Regions from separate parts of the Mus musculus genome. Here regions 1, 3, 4 and 5 are each linked to region 2. The links are chromatin loops, found by intact Hi-C in ENCODE. Cell type or tissue: left cerebral cortex. All regions are shown on one strand.

Evidence for each region. Hi-C counts contacts between places; a loop is a spot of excess contacts. Peaks named below come from ENCODE experiments on the same cell type or tissue, not always from the same donor. Only the 100,000 strongest peaks of a DNase experiment are listed, where the experiment ranks them.
Region 1: it touches region 2 in a loop (4-fold over the local background); 22 of 42 quality-filtered maps call a loop at or near these places.
Region 3: a loop joins it to region 2, with 2.9 times the contacts of the local background. A loop is called at or near these places in 29 of 42 quality-filtered maps.
Region 4: it touches region 2 in a loop (5-fold over the local background); 5 of 42 quality-filtered maps call a loop at or near these places.
Region 5: a loop joins it to region 2, with 5 times the contacts of the local background. A loop is called at or near these places in 24 of 42 quality-filtered maps.

The regions. Positions count from the first base shown.
Region 1 is chr6:66,960,767-66,965,766 of GRCm38, reverse strand. The region is part of intron 3 of Gng12 (guanine nucleotide binding protein (G protein), gamma 12); the gene reads right to left. Among named protein-coding and RNA genes, the nearest start is that of 4930597O21Rik, 39 kb to the right of the region's middle. In left cerebral cortex, CTCF peaks have their summits at 1,917 (motif pointing right) and 3,106 (motif pointing left); DNase peaks (open chromatin) are centred at 907, 1,367, 3,082 and 4,483.
Region 2 is chr6:67,033,872-67,038,871 of GRCm38, reverse strand. Gadd45a (growth arrest and DNA-damage-inducible 45 alpha) reads left to right here and starts at 1,465. Exons shown (of 4, transcript NM_007836.1): 1 at 1,465-1,671; 2 at 1,761-1,862; 3 at 1,957-2,194; 4 at 3,100-3,776. The coding sequence starts at 1,628. The coding sequence ends at 3,213. It overlaps E230016M11Rik (RIKEN cDNA E230016M11 gene), which reads right to left and starts at 2,273. Exons shown (of 7, transcript NR_040278.1): 1 at 1,937-2,273. In left cerebral cortex, CTCF peaks have their summits at 1,482 and 2,330; DNase peaks (open chromatin) are centred at 801, 1,387 and 2,279; H3K4me3 peaks cover 2,614 bases; H3K27ac peaks cover 1,225 bases.
Region 3 is chr6:67,139,691-67,144,690 of GRCm38, reverse strand. No RefSeq gene overlaps it. Among named protein-coding and RNA genes, the nearest start is that of A430010J10Rik, 16 kb to the left of the region's middle. In left cerebral cortex, a CTCF peak has its summit at 2,255 (motif pointing right); a DNase peak (open chromatin) is centred at 2,267.
Region 4 is chr6:67,264,927-67,269,926 of GRCm38, reverse strand. Serbp1 (serpine1 mRNA binding protein 1) reads right to left here and starts at 2,948. Exons shown (of 8, transcript NM_001113565.1): 1 at 2,518-2,948. The coding sequence starts at 2,830. In left cerebral cortex, no CTCF peak of the experiment used is centred here; DNase peaks (open chromatin) are centred at 1,908 and 3,028; H3K4me3 peaks cover 3,568 bases; H3K27ac peaks cover 1,391 bases.
Region 5 is chr6:67,156,281-67,161,280 of GRCm38, reverse strand. A430010J10Rik (a long non-coding RNA gene) reads right to left here and starts at 3,480. Exons shown (of 3, transcript XR_001785271.1): 1 at 2,981-3,480; 2 at 445-2,449. In left cerebral cortex, a CTCF peak has its summit at 2,309 (motif pointing right); a DNase peak (open chromatin) is centred at 2,310.

The DNA of each region.
Region 1 (5,000 bases), 73 kb after region 2:
CACAGCCATTCACTAGAGAGCAGCAGGAGCTTCTTAAGCTGGAACAGGTCAACAACAAAAGATGCACGGCCTCAATGCCTGGCTGCTGCGTAAAGGTGATGGCTTTGGACAGCTCCAGTTTTCCGATGGAAAAGCAGGGGCAAGTGAGTTAGGGGTAACGTGGTAGAATACAGTAGTTTTAAATTTTCCTTTTTGTCTGAAAAACTCTTGTTGGAATGGAGGATGGAAGGCCGATACTTTTAAAGAGGCTCCTGCTGAACTTCGTATGTATACATGTGTGACATGAGGCCTTCCTTCCTCTTCAGCCACCCTTTCCCATGGGGATGGATCTGGTCCCAGCACAGCTGCTGACTCCTGTATGACGCAGCTCAAGTGGCCATGCCTCTTTTACTCTGCTCACAGGCCTCATCAAGTGGTCAGACCTGTAATCTCTGAGACCAAACAGATTGTAGGAGTAGTCTGCCCCTTTTAACAATTCTCTGGACCAGAGTTTTTTAGGCGGTGTATCTTGTATGGGTTTTGATCTGCCTCAGACACAGATAGCTGGACAGGGCCTGGGCAGCCCAGTTTAGACAGGAAATAGGCTCTTTCCTCCATAAAACATTATGATCTTCCTAAGTGTGTCCTTTTGAGAGACAGGCACTCTTGTTGCAGATAGAAAGGAAAACATCCAGAGAAGTCCAGCTCTCATCTGGCCTCCCAATCTCTTCCTTCCGTTCCCATGGCTCCTAGCTCTCTGACTACAGGACAAAGAGCCCGATTCTACCTGTGCACTGGATAGATAAATAATGGCCCGTGTAGCTAGAAGGCAATGATCAGTATGGCTGATGAGTCAATGAGAAAGGGAATGCGGTCCACCTCGGCTGTTTCCATGGAGACATTCCTCCACACCTTCCCCACTACTTCCTCTGACTGATTCTGGTCAGTGGAAAATGTCCTTGTATTTAGAGAGAAAGGTTCCAAAAGAAAGCTTGTGCTTTTCTTGAGAGGGTAGCGTCAGGGGTCCCAAGACACTGAAGGAATGCTGAGATCTGAGAGACATTTGAGAGCTGTTTGCTGAAAGCAAGCATGCTACGAGGAGCAAGTGGCTACAGAAACAAGCCTGGTGCGCTGATCCAAGAGTCTGATGAGGTTTTTACTCCAACTTCCCTTAGACTACCTAATATGGCAGCATAGTAGAAAGAAAACCAGTGAGTCTGGAGAATGATAAGCTGAGCCCTGCTCCCTCCTCAGGCCACGGCAGCACCAAGCCCCGGCCTTGGTGATCTGGGCAATGACTCTTAATGAACCCTCCCCAGGCATTGGGCTGGTATCAGGAGTGTGGAGCATGCTCACACCCGGCTGGAAAGTGCTTTGTGCATGTGACAGTAGACACAGATGGTGCAATACAGAGGGCTAGACTGTTACTACGGCAACCTCCAGCCATGGCTTTCTGAGGCTACACAGACTATTCAGGACACTACTATGCAAGAAGAAACAAGTCCAGGAAATATCTATGTCAGAAATTAAATAAAATAAAATGAGCCAAGATTCTCCCAAGGATGCTGTTCCCTGATGTTCTACTTGAAAGACATGCAATTTCTAGCAAAAACTGAAGAGTGGAGACTACCACAGGGAATGGCATTTGTGGCCCAGAATTCTAAAGGCAGCAGGCAGAAGTACAATTTTGGGTGGAAGGGGTAGTAGACCTGTATGGTTTCTTCTTGTCTGCATTGATGAATTATAGGTCCTTAACTATGCTGGTCATAAACATTTACCAAGTATTTACTGCATATAAAATACAATGTAGCAAACTTTTTTTTAAAGAGATGTTCTTGTTTTAAAAAAAACTCTTTTTATTTATTTATTTGTTTGTTTGTTTATTTGTTTATTTATTTATTATATGTAAGTACACTTTAGCTGTCTTCAGACACTCCAGAAGAGGGCGCCAGATCTCCTTATAGATGGTTGTGAGCCACCATGTGGTTGCTGGGATTTGAACTCTGGACCTTCAGAAGAGCAGTTGGGTGCTCTTACCCACTAAGCCATCTCACCAGCCCGGCAAACTTTTTAAAAAAGTACTTTGGAATTAACTGCGGATTTCTGTTCTGAACCATTCCTTCCTGACCCTGCCAAGACCACCCTGTGCCTGGGTTTCCTAATCTTAAAATGATGATAGTGATAGAACATATATTTGAGTTGTTAGGAACATTGCAGTTTAAGTCTTAGAATCACAGTTGACTTGCAGGAAGTATAGGACCTATTACAATCTTTCTATGCCTCTGTTTCATTATCTGTAAAATGAACATGATAATTATATCCACATCAAAGGGATGTTTTGTGAGCACTAGGCAGAAAAAATTCATGTGCAGCAATCAGCATATTACCTTCTAAATATTAAGTTTACAATAAGTACTAGTAGGTTTTATTCATAGATTTTAAAAGAAATCAGACACCCAGACACAAACAATAGCTCATGCAAAAAAAAAAAAAAAAAAAAAAAAAAATCCTGTCCTTGAATGGTTTTACCAAAGACATTAACCTTCCTTCACTCCGAGTTCCAATTATCTACAAAATACTGCTGGGTGCTAATTATGCTCCAGAGTGACCCCCCCCCCCCCAAGTATCTGTGATATCTATTCTGACACTTTAGATTGCCCTTTGTCCTCTGTTGGGATGGCACCACATTACTATCTGAGGGGCTATTTGAAAAGCTGGCTTTGTGAAACAAGAACAAGGCAAGAAGAAGCCTTTGGACCCTGGCACTTGGCAGGTAATAGAACAGCTCTGTTTTACCGCATGTGGCTCCAGGAGAAACCCATATTACTGCTGAACTGTGTACAGTTCCTGTTATCACCTGGCAAAGACCTGACCACAGGACTTACATTTGCTGCCAAGAGACCTGTGAGGTTCCCCTGTATTAGCACAAGTAGAATCTTGGACTCTAAATCACATTTATCTGGAAAGTCCACATATGCAAATGCTTGAAGAAACTCCCTGCCTCTCTTCAAGGCAAGCCAGCCACCTCATCCAGAGACAACCAGCTTCTAAAGAGAATTACACAGGCTTGCACACTGTGCAAAAAAAACTTTCTCTATTAGTTGACCATTGATGACACCTAGTGGCTGGTCAAGAGGCCAGCATGTGGCTCCTTCTCTCATTCAAGACGCAGAGAAATGTAACAACATGCCTAAAGTGAAAAACAACTGCAGGAAATGTAGAAAACTTAGATCTCCTGGCAGTAAGCAAGCGCATGCATTCGCAGTGTTATAAAATAGCATGCTAGCTTGCGTGTACCAAGGACTTGTTCATTAAATGGCTTGCCTGGTAAGCTTGAGAACCTGAGATGCCCCCAGCAACCACACATAAATAACTGTGTTCTGTGATACACAGTTGTAATCCTAAAGCTGGGAGATGGAGACAGACAGGCTGACCCCTGAGGCTCACTGGACAGCCAGGTTAGCTTAGTTGGCAAGTTCCAGGCCAGTCATCTGAGAATTATCACTCAACGCTGTACTGTGGCCTCCACACCCAAACCCACTTGCACATTTACCCATACATAGAGATGACTCTGCTGCCAGACACTACCAGGAGCCTGCTGTACACTTGCTTACCATGGAAAAGGCCTACATTGGAGAGTGGCTATCATTAGTCTTGCTTTAAAATTGACAGAATGTGGTTTGAGGTAATAAACCTTGTGCCTTTTTAGGTTATTGGGCTAGATACTAACATACTTTTAATGATTTTCCCCTATTTTTTCCAAAGCGTGTGTTTACTACTGATTGTTCATTTTGTGTGAGGCCTTCACATTACATTAGCTCATACAATCCTAGGAGTCAGAAGGCAGCTTTCAAATGAGGTATTTATGAGAAGGGTTGGAAGAGAGAAAGAATATTCTAATCTTACCCAGGATTTGTGTATATTTGATTTAGCTTCATAGCAGAGGGGAAAAATATACTAGAGTCCTAAGACTCTCATGATAGGAAATGGAAAAATGAACCTCCAAGTGGTTCGAAGATAAGGTGCTGTCTGGGGGAATGCAGCCAGCGCTCAGTGCTTAAGAATACTTCTTTGGAGAAACTCTGGAACCTGAAAAGCCAGACAACATGGCCTCTTGGTTTTATTAATGATTTCAAATGAGTAAAACACTCAACCAACTCACCTGACTACATCAGAGATTAGGCAACTCTCCACTATGCTACCTTCACACCATCTCCCTCATCTACATACACAGCACGTGCTTTCCTTGGTAGGACAAGCAGGAAAACTCTACAGTAATGCCATAAATAAAAAAGCACAGGGTCCAGTCAGGACCAGCAGCCACTGCCCCTTCCTTTATCTGGACAGGAGAGTGGACAAGACCGAAGAGGAAGTTTCTGGTTGCTTTGGAGGCTAAGTTGTGTCACCTGCTGCTTTTCTGGAAGCTGTCTTGTGAGAGGATGTTTTGCTGAGGCAGACACAGGAGAGGCTGTTTTGTTGAGAACACACATGTGGTGTTTTTCTGGAAGCTGTCTTGTGAGAGGGCATGTGGTGTTCTGCTGGAGCAGATGTTTGAGAGGGTGCCTGCTGCTTAGAAAGAATATAAATACAACCCTACCGAGAGAGGATGCTCTCGCACTGGTTCTCTGCAGTGCTTCGCTGGTCTTTGCTGCTGCTCTTGCATTAGTATGCCTTGCACTTTGCTGGTCTCTGCTGATCTTTGTGTGTTGTGACTTTGCAGAGAGAAACACACCACAGAACTTCTCATGGTATTCCGGCTGGTTCTTGCCGCTTCCATGGACTCATGCCGATGGTCAGAGCCTCTCCGTCTCTTCTGGATTGAGCCACTGCTACTGATTTGTGTTTAGTGTTTTGGACGGGACTGATGATATCCTGACAACGAAGATTAGAATTGCCCCAAGGAACTACTTCTAAACAGGTCCACAAATGCTGTTTCCCATTAGCCTTTCTTTTTCCCTACCTCTTTCTGGTTTGTGGGCTGGAAGAGAAGTTGAAATGTTTAAGAACCTTTACAAAAGTAG
Region 2 (5,000 bases):
ATTTTGTCCACAAGAATAAAAACTTGCCGGGTATGGTGGCGCACGCCTTTAATCCCAGCACTCGGGAGGCAGAGGCAGACGGATTTCTAAGTTCGAGGCCAGCCTGGTCTACAAAGTGAGTTCCAAGACAGTCAGGACTACACAGAGAAACCCTGTCTCGAAAAACCACCCCTCCCCCCGCAAAAAAAATCTTAAGGATAACTCACATGTACCTCTGCAAAATTTACTTCTGTAACTGTAAGCTACCCAGTGACCTCAATATTAGCACTGTTAAGAATGCAAGCATATGGGCTGCAATTTCACCACTCTCCGTGACTAGTAGGTTCAGGCAATGCTTTTGTATTTACTGAATAAGCTCATAAAACAAAGAGAGTTTTGAGCTATCCAGTAAAAGTTTGCATTAAAAATTGTTTTTACTTTGTAACTCCTGCTTGCAGTTACGAGGGTTTGCCTTCTACCTACAAGTTGCTATTATCTCAAAGGTGAAATTTGAGCACATGGCTAAAATGTACTACAGTTACAGCTTCATGATTCAGCTTCAGTAATTCAGAGTGAGCTCATAGACAGTAAAGGTGGTGTCATACTCTTCTGCCTGTGATGGGACGCTCAGGGAACATCGTGAGCACCTCGAATTTCCATGATGGCACCTCTGAATACCACAGAATTTCTCTCTTAGCTCTTACTTGATCAGAAGGAGCCTTCTTCAGGAAGGATTCTAAGAACGGTGAATTTGGCTCGTTAAACATGCGATCACCAGCTCCCCACCTTACATGGAGTAGGCAGAAATTTCACCAACTTTTTGTGGAAAAGATTCCAACTTGGTACTGTGCCACCACTACACACAAATGCGATTTTTTTTTTTTTTTTCTTCTCCCTGGAGTTTCAAATTCTCACAACCAACCAAAACCAAATCAAACCAGCCATCAGGGCACCAAAAGACTACTACTGGGAATAAGCAGGTTTACCTGAAACTTGCATATAAACACTGAAGCAAGCTTTGCCCGGCATGTCTGGACACTTAAAAATATGCTTACTAACAACAGCTAGACTGGAGTGCATTAATCCCTGGAAGTAAAATTTAAAAAGCAGCCCCTTAACACAAAGGGCACGAAACGACAATCAAAAGATGTCCACAACCAGAAAAACAATTGGCAGGCTGTTTCAGTCAGAGCTGAGGACACTTGAACCACTGCAAAGCCCTCCGCACCAGAAGGCTCCACAAACTACCTAGAGCTGGCTCAGGACCCCACCAACCGGGTTTCAGCACCACCTTCGTCCCGTGGGCTCCCTCCCGCGTAGCTCCGCCCCTTTCCGCTCAACTCTGCCTTGCTTTGGTGGAGCGAGGGTCTGGGTGTCAACGTCTGCTAATTTGCATAACCCAATGGCCTGACTGCATGCAAATGAAGCTGGACCTGGTTGGCTGAGGGCTAGCCCCATATCTCCGGAATCGGGCCCTTTGTCCTCCAGTGGCCCCGAGGCAGCAGTGCAGAGTTCCCCAGCGAGGCTAGGCGAGCAGCCGGCCGGCCGGAGCGGAGAAGGGAGGGTGGGAGCGAGCGCAGAGCCGGCGCCGCGCACTGTGGGGGCCAGGAGCAGCCCGCGCGCCGAGGGAGGGACTCGCACTTGCAATATGACTTTGGAGGAATTCTCGGCTGCAGAGCAGAAGACCGAAAGGTAAGTGTGCCTGCCGACTCGGTGGCCGCCGCCCCTCCCGCCTCGCGTCCGGGGACCCGGCTGACCCGCTCTCACCCTGCCGCCCGCAGGATGGACACGGTGGGCGATGCCCTGGAGGAAGTGCTCAGCAAGGCTCGGAGTCAGCGCACCATTACGGTCGGCGTGTACGAGGCTGCCAAGCTGCTCAACGTGTAAGTGGCCCGCGTTCCCCGCTCGCCCACCCACCCGCCTCTACCCCGCGCCCCCCTGAGCGTATGCAACTCACCGCTGCCCCGCTGCCCGCAGAGACCCCGATAACGTGGTACTGTGCCTGCTGGCTGCTGACGAAGACGACGACCGGGATGTGGCTCTGCAGATCCATTTCACCCTCATCCGTGCGTTCTGCTGCGAGAACGACATCAACATCCTGCGGGTCAGCAACCCGGGTCGGCTAGCTGAGCTGCTGCTACTGGAGAACGACGCGGGCCCGGCGGAGAGCGGGGGCGCCGCGCAGACCCCGGACCTGCACTGTGTGCTGGTGACGGTAAGAGACCCGGGGCTGCAGCCCAGAATCTGCTGGGGTGGACCTTGTCCGAGCTGAACGCTGATCTCGCGGGGGTTGTGATAGGGTACGGAGCGTGTCTAAGCTCGTGGGTGGCCTCCAGCGGCGGAAGATATCCCTGTGAGTCAGCAAGCTGCCCAGCTGCTACCTCTGCTTACCTCTGCACAACCTCGCGTGGCTAATTCTTTGAGCAGAACAGATTAGATAAAGCCAAATAAATTCCCGGTTTACCCTTCGTTAAGAAGTTAGCTTCATTCTTCATTTGCTGTCAAAGCTAAAGGTAGAAGTGGTGTAGGAGACAGACCTTATTAATTCCCTGGATATAGATAGATACTCTGAAGTGTACCGAGTGGAATTCTTTTCTTTGCTGCTCTTGAGTTTGTTTAAACGAGCTCCCTCCTCCCCACCGCTTAAAAATGTGTGGTGGGTTGATAGTGTTTTCAGAAAGAACCGTGCTGTCTAGGTCTTCTGGTTTTTTGTTTTTGTACTCTTTCTCTTCTGACTTGTGTAGGGAAGTGACTGCCTGGTTACTTGTTGCTGCCAGTAAAATGTGCTATTCATCGTCAGGGAAGATAAGAGTTCAGCAGCTGCCTGCCCTGCAGCCCTCACCGTGCACACAGCCTGAGAATGCTTTTCAGGAGTCTTTTACTTATGACCCACCAGGGTACATGCTTGGAAGGGAGGTCTTAAGAATGGTAACCTCATGCAGAATGGGGTAGTTAATATGCAAAACTCTGTGTAGTTCCGTGCACGTTACAGGTGTTTAGACTATGCTAGATGCTGTTTTTAACAGAATGTTCGGGGTTTGGCCCTTTCAAAAGTAGCACAATTAGTAGCAGAAGCTGATTATTTTCCGGGGAAGTAATTTTTTCAAAATCTGTTCACAGAACCCACATTCATCACAATGGAAGGATCCTGCCTTAAGTCAACTTATTTGTTTTTGCCGGGAAAGTCGCTACATGGATCAGTGGGTGCCCGTGATTAATCTCCCGGAACGGTGATGGCATCCGAATGGAAATAACTGAACCAAATTGCACTGAAGTTTTGAAATACCTTTGTAGTTACTCAAGCAGTCACTCCCCACGCTGATGCAAGGATTACAGAAACTGATGTCAAGGGGCCGAGTTCAACTGCACGAGGGCTCAGAGATGACTTTGCAGAGGGAGAGAGAGGTGAGCCTGAAGAAGGAAGCTGCGAGAAAAGAGAAATCCAAGGCAAAAGGGACAAAAACTACAAAGCACTGCAAGAAAGAAAACTGCTAATTTAGGATGGCCAGGTTACTTTCAAATAAGCCAAATATTGCTTTGTTGAAACTTTAAATGTATAGCAATAGTTTGGGTATTTTTTTTCTTTTTTTTTTTTGGTCTTTATGCCCTCAAATAAAAGGAAAGTAAAAGAGGATTAATCATATTTTCAAGCCACAGTTTAAATGTATTTTGATGAGATGTTAAATTCTCAGAAGTTTTATTATAAATCTTACTAAGTTATTTTATGATGTGAAAGGTTATTTATGATAAAGTTTTTGAAGCACATTATCTAAAATAAACTGGTATGGAATAATTGTGTCATTTCTCAACGTGTGGTTTGTGTTTTACAATATTGATTATTGGACATTCTATTGAAGCTTTGCTGTATTTTACACTAGGCAGGAAGATGGTGGGGGGGGGCGGTTGTAGAGGGTCGGGGTAAGGAAAAAGGGAATATGGCAAGATTCACCTTGCAAAGTCTAAATTACAGTGAATGACTTAAATGCTATAATTAATTGCATGCAAAACGTGGAAGCAGAGAGGAGGGTTACCAAAGCTGCTTGAAGATGAGTGAAGCTTTTACTGAGGAAAAAACATTTCATTGGAGGCATCAAAGATCACAGCCTGCAGAGAGACCTACGAGGGTGTCTCTGCCTGCCTCTGGTGTAGGCAGATAAGTGAGAGAGGGTTGGAAAGGTGGGGGTTCAGCTCAGATGCTGACAGGAGTTCTTGCATCACCATTATGTATTTGAGCTTCTTTCTGTGAACTTGCCACAGTCTGCAGAAGGAAGTGACCTGGTCAGTGTTGTAGGTAGATAACTTGGGGAGGTATGGGGTAGTAAATAGGGTGAGTGGCTGGCTATACAGTACCAGCGTAAGGGAGAACCGTGGCAAAGGGCAGGTTTTGTCAAGTTGTAGCCTCTTCCCAGAGAATTTCCCCTACTGCTGTGAGAGGTCTGATTATGTCAGGGAAGAAGTGTCAGAGGAAAAAGAAGAAGAAAAGACTTCAGTAGAAGAAGCCTTTCTACTGTCTGGTTAGAAAGCACCTGGTAATTAACTGTAGCTGGGAGGCAGAGGCAAGGGAAGCAAAGGTGTGTGCTGAAGACAAAGCCTGGCAGAGCTATAGTCTCCACTGTTTGCCCCTCTCCCTCCCCTCCTCCTCCCCCTCCCTCCCTCTCTCTTCTCCTCTCTCTCTGGAGCTCTCTCTTTCTCTATTTCCCTCCCTCCCTCCCTCCCTCCCTCCCTCCCTCCCTCCCTCCCTTCCTCTCTGGAACTCCTTGGGCCCCTACTGTTTGCCAGCCTTCTTGTGACCATCAGGGAGAGCAGAAGAAACCACAAAACCCTTAAGCTTCTGCCCATCTTGTATAGGCCTATGAGCCTTCTGCTTTTCTACTCTTAGGAATGTGGATTTCTAGGCCTTATTTAGTCTTTGCTTGAAGACAATGTGTAATCCCAAACAACTGGAATAACAACATTTACTTTTATATTAGCAGGAGATTTGAGAGCAATTCCTTTCGAGCAAGCCCTTTAGCCTTCCCACT
Region 3 (5,000 bases), 110 kb before region 2:
AGACTGGGCACACTCTATTATTCTTCCATTGTACAACTTACACACTTTCCCTTTCATTCCTGTCTCATTTTCTCCCTTTCCTTAACCTGCTATACTCTATACCTCCCACACATAACCTTCCACAGCTTTAAATAAAACCTGTAAAATCTGTGGACCCTAAAAGTATCCCACCTTCTCCTTCTCCACTTCTTTTCCCCTCTATGTCTTTCTCAAGGTTGCTCTAACGCTAGTTCCTATCCTTAGAACACCATAGCCCCCTCTCTCTCCTAATGTAAGTGACTAGTATATGCCGCAGTGTCTTTGCTTCTCCTCCAACACTTGTTGAGGTTGGTAGTGCCACTCTGGTTGACTAACTAGTACGGCATTTGCATGGAGGGCATATTCAGAAGCTATGACTGGTCTTGCAGTTAATAGTCTACACTGGGAATAATACAGAGGCAGAAGCAGGCACCCTGAGCTCTGGGACTAAGGTTCTAAGTACTCCGCACCTTCTTTCTCTTTAGAAAACAAAGAGGAAAACAGATAAACAAATTAGAATAAAACAAAATAAACAAAAAGAGAGAAAACAGAAAAGCACAGGAAACACACACACAAACACAAACATACCCATAAAAACACAAAATTGGAAGCCAGCATCAACAGTGTGAACTCATCTACAAATCCCTCTGGGTCTTAGAGGCATAAGAATCTTTAGACAGAGTTGGTGTTGGCACACTGTTGGTAAAGTGCAAAGAAAATCAGCCCTACCCACCTCTAACTCCTCAGCCTCAGGAAATGTGCACTTAGTAAATGTGAAGCCAGCAAACTTACAGGCCAGACCCGAAGTTTGACTTTGATGTTATCTTGAAGGGTACAAAGCTCAACTGGGGTCAATGACTAGTGTTGTGATACCATACCGCAGGAGGGTTGTGCAGCACGTCCCAGGGCCCCTTTATGCTGCAGCCCCTCACAGCAGGAACAAAGGTAGATGCTAGAAGCATGGTCATCCCATTCACCCAGACTTGCTTTCAAATGTGTGTAGGAAGACCCAGGTTCTGCTTAAAGACTCACTGTTCCTAGAAGGTTGCATGCTGGCATCACCAAGTTTCTATACTGTGAGGGGTGACACACTGTGGTGGCTCATCATGGGGACGCTCCCCAGAAAGAGGTGCTGTTGTAAATGCTACCTGTGAGACCAGGAGAAACCAATTCAGGGACACACATAACCTCATGGGTCTATTGAAAGAATCTTTCTCAAGAAATGAGAATCTCTCCAGGAATCTCCTGCCGGGAGAGGAAATTGCTGAAGTCTTGGGAGTCAGCCAAAGGAGAACCTCGGCTCCTAGAGAAAGATTGACAACTTGTGAAAAAAACTTTGCTTGAAAGGACTTGAAACAGAGACAAGGGTGGACAAAGGACTACATCTTACCTGACTATTTCTGACTATTTACATCACTTGCTTCTTCTTTTTTTTTTTTTTTTTGGTTTTTCGAGACAGGGTTTCTCTATATAGCTCTGGCTGTCCTGGAACTCACTTTGTAGACCAGACTGGCCTCGAACTCAGAAATCCACCTGCCTCTGCCTCCCGAGTGTTGGGATTAAAGGCGTGTGCCACCATGCCTGGCTATCACTTGCTTCTTGTTTAAACTTCACCTCTCTGTCAAGATCCCTGAATGTGGACCTCGAGCATTGCTAGAATTGTTTGACTCTTCTTAATGTGACCACATTGAGTAAATCTTATTTTTCTGTCTTCTCTATTAAAAATAAAAATAACCCATAATTTTACAGAATTTGATTATATCTGGAGATGTTCACAGTAGTAGAGTACTTGTCTAACACACTTGAGGTTCTGGGTTAGATCACCAGCAAAATACACCGACCCACCCACCCACCCATCCACCTACTCTCCCACACACCACCACCACCACCACCACATCAACAACAACAACAACAACAAAAAGCCATTCTATTTTTAGCTGACCTATGACCAAATCACCACACATCACAAAGTGCAAATGTAAAATATCATCTTGTATCAGTTTAAAAGTGTTCAGAATTTCTCAGTTATATGAATATAATCTGGCTTTGGCTTATACCGTGTTAAAATTTTTTCTCTTTGTGGTTATTGATCATCCATCTCTCTCCAAGAAACGGGATTTATTTGGTTTATTCAAGGGTTAAATTTTTCCTTAAAGAAACAAGTTTCTATATGGGTAGCGGAGGCAGGTGTTATGTACCTTAGCAGGTGAAGGCCATGGTAACACCCAGGTGATACCAGATGGTGGCGCCAGAGAAGCTGGGAACAGAAGTGTGGGTCAGCGTGGGAGGATCTTGCAATCCCTTGTTACCAAATACAAAACTTTCTGCATTCTTCAAGTGTCAGATACTTGTAAAGTGATGTGTCATGAGGTTTCACTAGCTGGCTACCATCAGCAAAGACAAGTGTTGTCAATTAGAATGAATTAGAAAGACATACCCCCACACACAGACACACAGACATACACACTCACAGTTACTGAGGCACCTAGCACTTGCCACTATCACTGTCTCCGTCTGCAGGGCTCCTTGCTGTTCATATTTTTGTATTTATGGTAAACATTATGGACAGCTCGTGCCAGCCAAGGCAGAATCTAACTGTTTCCACACGTGTCAGACAGCAGCTTCCTAGCATGACCTGCCAGCGCTTCAGGTGACAGATGTGTCTCAACCTCTCAACCTCTTATCTCTGGCCATGAGCAGAATGACTTACTCATGCTACCAGTCTTGACACCATGTATCTTACTAACATATAAACGTATCTTCTTGGTTTCATATATGGAAAAGTTAGAAAACATCACATTCCTTGACCCTTGGAAACAGCGTATCATACAGTCAGTCAGTAGAGGATAATAATACAGATATAAGCAGTGAGGCCAGAATTGAACCCAGATGGCTGTGTGTGGATTCCCATGTCTTTGACCCTGGCTGCCTGTGAGAGTCTAAAGAAGTTAGAAAAAAAAAATCCAAGAAATTGTCATAGTCAAAGACACCTGACTTAAGATGATTAAATGCAACGCGATATCCTGTGTTCCCACAGAGGTGCAGTATTTGTTTAGCATATAAGAGGTCCTGGATTCAAAACCCCAGGGAGGAAATAAAAAGTGCAAGACCAATATTTAACACAGAGAGTGTGGCAGAGAGTATGCACCCAACCACTACCCTCCATATTTGCAGAAGGCATCCAATCTGGGTTCCAGGCAAAGCACCAGGGCAAAGGGGGTCTCATCTGTCTGTGACCTTGGATATGGCACTGAAAGCTGTTTAGCTGGATCTCTCATCTCCTCTGAAGACTTTACCTTCAGTCCCTAAGCCTGTCTGCCCAGAAAGACTGTGAGATGCAGTCCTCAGGCACTCTGGTTTGTAGACTTACTGACTTGACAACAAGCCATCGCCATACACGTCAGGCCACCTAGTGCTTTAGTCAGAGAAGAAACGATGTTGAGTGATAAGAGCACCTTTCTTGTAAACATATATTTTTTTAAATTTCCTTAAAGAAAATGGCAAGAAGGGGGAAGTGTCAGCTGGGCTATGGAGCTCATTAGTCCCGGTGCTAGACGGTTAGAGGAAATTCACCACAGCCCAAGTCCCTGGGGCATCCAGTCCAGCTTGACCACTGGAGGGAAAGTCCCCTTGTCAGTATCCCAGTCATGAACTTCCAGCTTGCCAAAGCAAAACCACACATGGTGCAAACACAATGCTCGGGGAGTAATCCAGCCCTTCCTGAAGACAGCAACCTGCAGAAAACACTCCTCACACTTCCAGGGCCAGGGATCACTCTGTACTGCTGAGCCAGGGCCCAGCCTGGGGAGCCACAGCAAGGGTGTGGCCTCACCGATACCTTTTCCTTCCCTCCCTCCTGTCCTCATACTACTGTTATCAGGGTTACCTGTGCTTGAACACTTCCGGGCTTATTCTCTTCTGCTCCACTCTGCAGGGAGGAGCCCCAATCTTAGGAAGTTTACCTGGCTAGCTGTGGTCACACTGTGGGTAAGTAGCCATGTCAGGACTCTACCCCATGACCTGACTCCAAGGCCATTCATAGTTTTCCACACCAAGTGTCTCTCTCATCCCGAGATCCTCCACCCTGTCCCCTGGCCACCTGTGGTTTCCTGCCTCAGCCAGATGAAGCTGTGCAGCTACTGCGTTTTTTCCCCGGGAACCTTCAGCAGTCCCTGCTCTTCACTGTTGAGTCACAGCTTCTTCGTGCCATGTCCTCCGCTGGAACAGTCATAGGAAAGTGTCTGGAAACTCCCCTGGGTCTTATCAGCAAAGAAATTCGGTGAAGGTAATTCCTTTGCTTTCTCAGACTTCACCTTGCCCCGAGAGAATAAGGAAGGCTGGAAGGCGCGAGTGTGAAAATGAGCTCTTGGAGTTAGAGGAAGCTTTCCATGATAACACAGGGATATGGCAGTCCCTGTAAACACTCTAGTGACAGCTGGTCTTCAAGGGCCTGACGACAAGAGGCACTATGTCTAGTGCTCCCCTCCTTGTCTGGTCCTTGTCCCCCACAACATCAGCCCAAAGCAACAGCTAGCACCAATCAAATGCCTATTGTACTAGAGCTAAGAGTCAGAGGTCAAGAGCGTTAGTATGAACTCAAAAAATGTTACTCTCTGAGCCTCAGGCTTTTTTCTATCTGCCACTTGTCAGAACTGATGAAACTGTTGAGAGATTAAATAAAGCCACATACAGTGTCTGATCCATCATGAGCACTCAAATAATCATAGCTACTAGCATTGTTAAGTGTAAGACAACCATTTTGCCTTCATGAGTCCAGGCTGGAGACACTTACTGAGCACTGAGTTTGCCTTAGGAGCTAGCTATTCATGTCTCTGGGAAAGGTAGAAAGACCGAGATAATACTTGCTTGAAGGGAGCTCACAGGGCACAGGCCTAGTGTCAAATTATTACGAAATTATGAAGAAAATGTATGTAGATAGGTACACCAACAACAGAGAGACAGTAGGAGGGTAGTCTAAACCC
Region 4 (5,000 bases), 230 kb before region 2:
AAACAAAATCAGCTGAGAAATTGTTTTTGTAAAATATTTAAACATGTGACTAATTCTAAGAAAATGGAACACCATCAGGATATATTCATTTGTTCAGATATCTTTAACTATAGTCATACAGTAAAGGTGAAATTCCTTAATATTTAAGCTCAGTCTCTGTAAATTCTCAGGGCAAGCCTTAAATGTAGCCCTTATGCCGTGGCATTTACATAAATTTCATCAGAGGTATAGTGTATTGGGGTGGAGCTATAGAACCAGCTCAGAACTTGTAATGATAACCAAGCTAAACACACCCAAGGAACAATGGCTTGCTTCCCCACCCAATATTCAGTATGAGGCCTACATAATCAGAAAAAAACTTACTAAACTCATCAAGTGGTTGGGAGTGTAGCTCAGTGAGAGCTACTTTCACTTAGTTTGCAAAATGCTGGGTTCGGCCACTTTTACCACAAAATATAAATTCATCTACTGAAAAAAAATTTTTTAAAAAGCATACAAGGTTCTTTTACTGTACTTACCAGATACATGAGTTTCTTAACTGCACTAATATCCAGAGTTGCTTTTCTTTTTTTGCTAAACACAAAAAACCTGGTCTACTTTTAATGACATTTTGCCAATTCAAGTTCTTCAAATAGACAAATGCATCAAAATTTATGTAGAAAAACATTACATTCCAGCATTGTGTTCCCGAGACACAGGACACACCATAGGTTAACAATTGTTTCCACTCTTACAGATAGGTACTTTGTTTACAAGTCTACCAACCACCACCACACAGCACTAACTGGAAGTTTTATTCAAAATTTCCCCATATGTATATATAACCTTATTTAAAATCAACTCTGGTTTTAAAGAGTGATCTAAGGGTTTGAGATGTGTAATGCAAAATTTTCCCCAGCAAGGACAAGGTTCTAAGTTCAATACCCAGTACAACCCATGGAAGACTTGGACGTAACTAAAAAAAAGGTTGACTACTATTGTGAAAAAGTTTTCTGAAGTAAATGACAAACGTAATCCTGGCTATAAATAAAAATGTCCTCCATTGATGACTTATGCTAGTTTACAGGCAAGATCATAAATTGGCTTTGTGATGAAAATTGAATAATTTAAAATCATGCTTCATGTTTTGACCATTTTTTGAGTTCATCTATGTGATGTGTTTTATTTACTCAACTTATTCATGTACTTCTGTGAATTACAGTCATAAAGGAGGTAAATTTTAGTAGTTTAAATAACACTATCTAGTGTCCCTAACACAGAAATTAAATGTCTTATTCAACTATGTAATGTCAAGAAGCTTAATCCGCTCAGTACTTCTGCCCAAGTGATGTTTTCTAACACTCCAGACTATGCTTCCAAATATATTAATAGAACTCTTCCCTTTTATAAATCTACTAGGAACTGGATGTTTTACTCTAAGCCTTCATTGAAAGACACCACCACCCCCAAAAAACTTCAAACCTAACACAATCTAATGAGAAACAATTCCTTTCATGAGCACGTGGCATTGAGAGGCACTTTAACATAATACCAATTTTAAAGATTCACAGGTTATTCTATATGTACTCGCTATTGATTTTTCACTTTTTTAGCCCCTAATTGCTTTGCCTTTTCATCCACAATAAGCCAGTAATGGAGAAGAATGCTAAAATCAAAACAACTATGAAACTTCTAGTGCCCTTGAAGAGACCATTAGCCGCCAATGAAGACCCGACCACGCTTTACGCACGTGCGGAGGAAAAGCTGCAGCCTGAGTTCTGCTGCCGGGACATGACAGGCTGGGCACTCATTTCGCCCACGAGGCCCAGAACAAGCAAAGCCCTATGACCTGGGGGCTCCAGGGAGTTAGTTGGAAGAAGAGATGGAGACATGAGATGGGTTCCACTAATGACCAGTTTTTTATTCGGAACTCCCTCTAAAATGAGTGGGGCTAAATTCTTCTCCTCTCCAACACTTTAGTTCTCGCCAGTAAGTTACAGGAACTTCTTCTAACGTAAGAGCGAAAGGGCACAACACAAAACACACACGTGGGACCCAAACAGCAACTCCTCCCTCCCTCCACTCTAACAGGGACCCCCAAACGGAGACGCAGCCCAAGTGGAAACTCTGAGCCCGGGCCTTTCCTTGAGGGTCCGCGCCATTGTGGGACAAGATGGCAGGGCAGGAGCCCACAGCAGGCAGCGGCAGCCAGGAGCCCGCCGGGCAGGAAGCAATGCCCGCGCTGCTTCCCGAGCGCCTAGAGCCAGGAGGCTAGCGCCCGGCAGGAATCGGCGGGAACGCCCGGGCCGCCCTCTCGGAGCACGCTCCGTCCGCCCGAGGCGGGAAGGAAGGCTCCCGCCGAGCCTGCGAGCGAGCAAGCGACCGAGAGAGCGGCGTGGACTTGGGACCAGCCACGTTCCCCGCACCGTGAAGGGGCTCCGAGGGCTCTGCGGCCCCGCCGCCTGCACGAGCAAGCGGCGGCGCACGCCCCCGTCCTGCCCGCCAGCCCGGGCTCCCCACCGCCTCGCCCGGCTTTACCTTCTTTCTTAAGCGCCACCGGCGGCTGCGTCTCCTCCTTTTTGTCGGCCACGCCGACGCTGGGGGGCAGCGGGTTCTTGCGGTCTTTCTGGGACTCTTTACGCAACTGTTTGCCCGCCGCGTTGGAGTTGGTCTGGGCCGCGGCCTGAGCCGCGCTCTTGGCCCCGGGGCCCCCAACGCCGCCCCCGCCGGCTTCTTTTTTCTTGTTCTCTGCTGCCTTCAGTACCTCGAAAGGGTCCGATTCGTCGTCAAATAGCTGGTCGAATCGGTTGGTGACCACGCAGCCGAAGCCTTCCTGTAGGTGCCCAGGCATGATGGTGGCTCGGCGGCGCGTTCCTCCACGGATTGCAGCGGACCGCGCCGAGCCAAAAGCGCCTGCTTCAGCTCTTCCCACAAGATGGCCGGGCCGAGAGAGGGGGGCCGCCTTCTCTTCCGGCGCCAAGCACACATCCGGGAGCGGCCTGCGCCGCACGGCACCATGGGGCCTGTAGGCCACAACTGATTAGCCCGGGATGGCTGTCTACTCCTGAACTTCAACTCCCAGCGTGCACTGCGCAGCAACTCTTCGCGCGCGCCTGAGAGGCGGGATCTCAAGGAAAGTGTGCAGCGTGCTCGCTGAAGGTGGGGAAGCGAGTACGGGGCGGAGTTCTGCCACCTGCTCTTGTCACCCTTAAACTCTCGGTCTTTAGATACCTCTGAGAACAGGAAAACGTGAGGGCGTCTTCTGCTCACGAAAGTGTTCTCTGTCTTTGGTTTCACTCATTCTGTCTCCGGCCAGGACTTTCCCCACCTTTCTGGGAGGGTCAAGGTGACTCCCAGACCTAGTAACTGGAGCCTCAAAAACTTCCGGGGGGTGGGGGGTGCCACAGTAGCCTCCGGTAGGTTGCGACCGCACGGCTGCTCGTCCCTGACTGTTGGATTTCTAGAGCTGTCCCTCCACCCTTCGTAACGAATCAAGGCAATTCGGTTTAATGTGGAACGGAGTTCCAGGGTTGAATCTGCGTGGCAGAAGGAATCCAAAAGAGGAGTTGAACTAATTGGGTTGCGCGCCTTTTCCGGTCATTGCAACCATGCTTTAAGAGCTGTTAAGTCCTGACTGCACAACTGCACGCTCGGCCATCCTCTAAAACAGTGTTTGTGGAAACGCTTTCTAGAATCAACGCGATAAATTGATCTGTCGGTATCTGGTCAGCGGTGTTAGTAAAATGTGCTCCAGAGCCTGGGGTGGTGGCGCATGCCTTTAATCTGAACACTTAGGAGGCAGAGTTCAAGGCTAACCAGGTCTACAGAGCAAGTTCCAGGACCGCAGGGATTTCATAAGAAAAAACCCTGTCTCCAGCTCCCCAAATGTGCTCAAGAGGAAATGTTTTATAGTACATTGGGTATTATGTGTGAAGGGAGGAAACTAATTTCGTAATTATATGCTAACTCTGACATTAGTTGGGAACCTTAAATCCCACTAAGACAATCCAGTGCCAATACACACTATAATTTTAAATCTTTTCCATTGATACATTATGTAATAGAAAACATACCTCAGGCAGCAGGTGCTACGAATGTTTCATCCTCACATCCTTTTAGATAAATAACTATCCCTTTCTCACAGGGATGAAACTGTCAGAATTGATAAAACTTACTAAGGTCACACTTAAGTGCTAGTGGCAATCTTCTAGCTGCACTATGAGACTGTTGACATCAATTCTGTAAACCAAGTTCTGTCCTGATAGAAATTACAACAAGTGCTGAAATTCCAATAACTAATCAAGTTTAAACAACCCTTTGAATCCGTCTCCTGGATCAACAGAATGAAAGGCAAAATGGGATTCCCATAGTAGTTTTCTGATCTCTACACTCATACTGTGGTACATTCACACTCAAACACACATAAATAAATAACAGATAAAAGTGTTTTTTTTTAATGTCTAAAGAATGTCTGCTACTATCAGTAAGAACATTTATAGGATAATCCTCACAGTAAGAGCAGAGGAGACTCTCCAGCTCTTACTCAAATCAAGGCTCCACAGCATTTCATGACCCACATTACATTCTTGTACGTATACTCATGCAACATGACAGTTTTTATGTATAGCAAGCACGCTTCTCTTGAGAATATTCTATCAGTAAATGTGGAAACTATCCAAGTACCTTGACTAAATACACAGCTGATGTGTCTGATACTGGCCTACTAGGAAACCTCAAAAGCGCTTGCTCCTTTGATGCTGGTACTCAGTTTTCAGCCATGTTCAAATCTTGCTCTCACACATTTCTCTGTGCGTACATGTGGCCACACACGTGAAGGCAGAGGCTGATGCTAGGAGTTCTCCTCATTCACTTCCTCACGTTACTTTTTTGAGATAAGATCCCCCACTGAACCTAGAGCTCACTGGTTGGCACGAGCGGCTGGCTAGCAAACTCCAGAAGTTCTCTGTAGTCCTCCATTTCAGTGCTAGAGTAACAGATGCACACATTTTTATCTGGGTGCT
Region 5 (5,000 bases), 120 kb before region 2:
CTCTCTCCCTCCCTCTTCCCCCTTAATGTGATTTTTTTTTTTTTTGAAGATAGTGGTTATAGACTATAGCTCCAGATCCTACTAGAAAAGATACTCAACTAACCCCCTGCTCTGCAGGAACTCCTGGCCGTGCCCAAGATGGCTCTGTTTCCCTTTGAACACTGTGCAAAATACAGACAGCAAGGGTGAACTTGAAGATCCAATTATCAAAAAAAAAAAAAAAAAAAAAAAAAATCATGTTCCGACTTGGCCTTGCCATCTCACTAGGGCAGAGTGTTCATTTTTAAAATAATGATAAAATTAAACAACAACAAACAAACAAATAAACAAAAAAACCAACAAAATGCAACATACAATAGAGCCCACTTTGGAACCAGAAGGATGAATGTGGGAATTTGCTAGGAAAACAAGAAGGGACCCAGTCAGGACTAAGTAATGGATTACCTCTGTGAGAGTCTCATCTCCAGCTTCTTTGTCCACTCATTTATTATCTCAGCAAACACAAGCAGGCCTTATCCTGGTCTGGGGAGTGTGACTCGTGTCCAAGAAGTGCACATTCTAGTGAGCAGACATATCTGTGAGAAAGTTGTGCACAGGGCGCATGTTTTCTCCTGGGTCCTAGCTTCTTACCAGCGTCCAGATATTGTCTGAGCTTAAGGCACAGAATGAGAAATCCCCTGGCTAAAGGCATTTCCTTCCCACTTTCATTTTAAGATTCCACTCTTAAAGAAATCTACTGGAAGACTGGGTGCGGTGGTGTACAACTATAACCCTAACACTCAGAAAGCTGATGCAGGAGGATTAGAATTCTGGGCTAGACTCAGCTACCTAGAGAGACCCCCTCTATACCCCCAACCCCAAAGAAAGTGAGCTATTATTGATGAGCATACTACTTATTTTTTTCTTGTTACTTACAGGAGGGAGGGCTTATAACTTGGCTCACAGCCAGGAAGACATGGTGGCAGGAGCCTGAGGCAGCTGGCTCACCATGTCTGGATTCAGGAAGCAGAGAGTACGGGAACTTGGCTCAGTTACTCCTTTTTACTCAGTCTAGGGTCCCAGTCCCTGGAATGGTGCTGCCCACGTGTAGGGTGAGTCCTTTCACACCTAATGCCTGATCTCCAAACTTATTGTAAATCTTCTCATGTTGACAGTTAAGACCAACCATCACAATGAGCAAGGGGGAAAAAAAAAGAAAGTTGTGAACCAGAAAAACCTGCCCACTCCCTTTTCTGTAAAAGCTGGGGATACTCCCATGACATTACCTGAGACTCCTGTGTGGCACTTGAAAACCTGAAGGTTTTACTTTTACTTTTTTCTATTATCTTGTATCGCCTTGTGATGTATTTTCAATGCCCTGTTCCTTATCTGCCTTAGCAAATTCAAGCACTGTTGTCTGCACCCATGTTGGAGAGGAGATTATTGTCTCCCTTTTTGAAATAAAACTATAAGAAAAGACCATCTTTGCTGGGCTTTGCGCTCATAAATAGGTCAGCTAACTAGGAGAATCGTAAAGCCCTTCTCTTTTAAGTGGACTTCAGTTACCTTTGCAGGCAGTTGGGTCAGGAGGGAGGCCAGCTGCTGTAACAGTGTTTCCAGCACCATGCTCCCCCAACACGGGGCTTTGTGGGAGTCTATGGGCTTTCTCCAATACCATTTAGCATGACCCTACTGTGACCCTGCAGAGGCCAGGTTAGTGTTGCCACTCTTATGCTACAGATAAAGGGGAAATATTCTGGGAAGTAAAATGACAAGCTCAAGTGGCAGAAGTTAGTTTCCAACAGGGTCTAATGGCACGGACATGCTAATTACTTAACAATGGCAGAAGATGAGACAATGGTTCTTGCTAATCCACATATGACATAGCATGAACATTGGGGTAGGGGAAGGGAGAAGAGTCTAATTCTCTCTTTCCTCCTTTCTTTTCTGTTCTCTTTCCCTCTCTTCCTCCTTCCTTCTAGTCCATTTGAAAAAGAGACGAGAAGGGAAGAAGAATTTATCAGATTAATAAGCAGATAATCACAAATTAGCAGTCAAGTGTTATGGAAGTTGAAATGATGCCGCAGATTTGAAGCAGTGTGTCAGAAACATAATAACCAAGGCTGATCTATAGACAAATGTTTAAAAACAAAACAAAACAAAATCAAGACGTTTCTTAAATTACAAGTTAGGACGGGGGATAAAGTGTAGCGGTTGTCTACTATACACAAAGCCCTAGATTTCATCAGCCCCAACAGCCCCGCCCACACCGACACAGAGATCAGACAATTGCTCACATTTATTGCCGGCAGAGACGATTTAGACATTTGCCACATGGGGGCGCTTGATACCATCAGGTCATGAAGGAGAGCTTCCTGCTAGACCAAGTTGCTGAATGGCTCCTCCTCACCCTATTCACTCTATGTCACAACAAGGGCTCAGAGGAATACACAGCTCCACCCCGGAAGACCTAAAAGTACAGCAAACAACGTAGTGAACCCCTTGTGTCAGCTGTCCAGCTTCAACAAGCACCAGCCGCACTGGGTCACCTTTCCTCTTAATGTCTCACTGCTATATTCCCTCTTCTCATTATTGCAGTTAATCTCAGACGTAGACACATGAAGGTCAATGTTTTGGTATGTTTATGACAGTTTGAGAGAAAAAAAAAATGATTACTAGTCAGTCCCGCCACTGTTAAGACGCCCGACTGAATGGGGTGGATAAGCAAGAACATTTTGTAAAGGACTATGATTTCATGCATTGTTATTCTGCCCTCCAAGAAGATACGAATATCGTTATTTAGTTCAAAGGTGAGCGTTGGGGAAGAGTATCTGTGCCGAAGATGGGCTGGGGACTCAGCATCACGTCACACCAAGGATGTGTTTTCCGTGTTCTAGTAGAGTGCTTTCTGCTACCTATACCTAACAGCACTCTGCCATGGCTGGAAGCTACCAAGACCTTCCAATGTCTGCCCTTTTCTTCCTGTGTCCCATGTACTCACCCAATTTCCCAGGCACTAGGTTAATCCCTTCAGATTACTCCCTTCTCAGATGGAGGAAGAGTTTCCATACTCAGGATTCCTGGGGAGAATTAAGCTCCTTATTTAAAAGGTTGTTTTCTCCCATTGCAAGCCATTAGAAAATGTTATCCAGCAACCTTGACGAACTTGTAAATCAACTGATAATAGGTGGGTTGTTGTGACAGTGTACATCATAGTCCTGGCATCCAGGAAGCAATGGCAGAAGGATCTCAAGTTTGAGGTCAGCCTATACAGTGACCTAAATAGCGAGACTTGTTTTGTTTTGTGTGTGGAGGGATGGCTCAGTGGTTAGGGGCACTTGCTGCTTTTACAGAGACCTGAGTTGAATTCCCAGCATCTGTGTGGGGCAGCTCATAACTTCTAGTAACTCCAGCTCTAGGGAATCTAACACCTTCTACCCTCTGCAGCCAACAACACACATGTAGCACATGTAAATAAGAAATATCTTTACGTGTATATACATATATATATATGTGCATATATATATATATATGGTATATGTATATGGTATATGTATGTATATATAGTGGTTGGGATAAGTTTTTGTTTAAAAACTAGGCAATTGTATTTAAATGTGTTCTTAAGTAGATGACTTTGAGTTTGTCTGTGACAATAAGGGATTAAATGAATCCTTGGTGACTTGGGGGAAATGGTTTAACATTATGAGAGAAGGAAATTGGCCAGCCATGAAAACTTAAAAGCATGATAGACTTCAAGGACTGGCCTTATATCAGTCTTCTGGTGAGAAGGACACTTGGCCAGCAGACCTGAATGATGAAGTCCTTTGGCAAGGCAATCCCTGTAACGGTTGAGAACTCCATTGACAACTAAGCTGGGGAACACATTTCATTTAACACTTGTTCACCAAGTCTCCTTTGAATAATTTGGCTTTGTAGGAATGGACTTTTCAACAGGGCGAGAACACGTTGGTCTGGCCAGTATGAACTTTTAGCAGTGTCGAAGCTGATTCTCTCACCACAAACAAATCAGCTGGCTTTCGGGTCATACCTTGGCTTCTGTGTTCCCTTGCCCTGGAGGAGATATTGGTCTCTCTTAGAGGATTCGCTTTCTCCCTGACAGCTTTTGTCCAGTCTGTCATCCAATGAACACACAACCTGTGCTCTTGGTTTGTCTGGTTGCCTGAGGGACGAGTTTTAGGCAGAGAAAACCAACAGAGACATATCTACTCTTGAGAATGAGAACAGAATGCAGAGGTCCTGAGATCTCAGAGAGATTTAGTCTCTGGACACGATGCTCCTAGGCCACTGCACAGGAAACTGAAGATCTCCATGCCTTAAAGGAAGAGTTGGGATTCTTGTACTCCCACCAACGCGCCCCCCCCCCTCAAACCAGTTGGTTCAATTTGGCTAGCGAGCTATCTTATTCTCACTGACAGGAGACCAGGCAGTTCTCAGAAGAACTGTGTCATGTTACCTCCTTCTGTTACATCTTTTAGTGGCTCTTACCTACAGTATCAAGTTCCCTTAACAGAAAAACTGAAAAGCTGATTGCTTCTCCAGCTCAAACATTAGACCTCTGTGTGGCTACAAGGCACACTACTATTGAAGGTGTAAAACGAAAATTGCCACACTGTTTGGGCTTGATGACATACATCTGTAATCTCGACACTTCAGAGTAGAGGCAGGAGGATCAGAAGTTTAAATACAAAAAGAAGAGACCAGGGAACCTGATAGATCCCTGGAAACTTCTAGGTAAAGAGTTGTTTGAGCAAGGCCAATAAGGAAATCTAGGAACAGGTGAGGCAGAGGTAGCCAGAGTCGCTCTCCACAGAGAGCCTGGTTTACCTGCTAGGTGAAAGTCATTGGTTTGATGTGTATCACAATGTTTGAGCACTTGGTCCCCAGCAGGTCCCCAGCAGGTTCTGGGAAGTTCTGGGACAAATTAATATGGGGCCTAACCATTGAACATAGGCGCTTGACAATTATAGTCTGCCCTGCTTCTGGTTTTTTGGTTTTTTTTT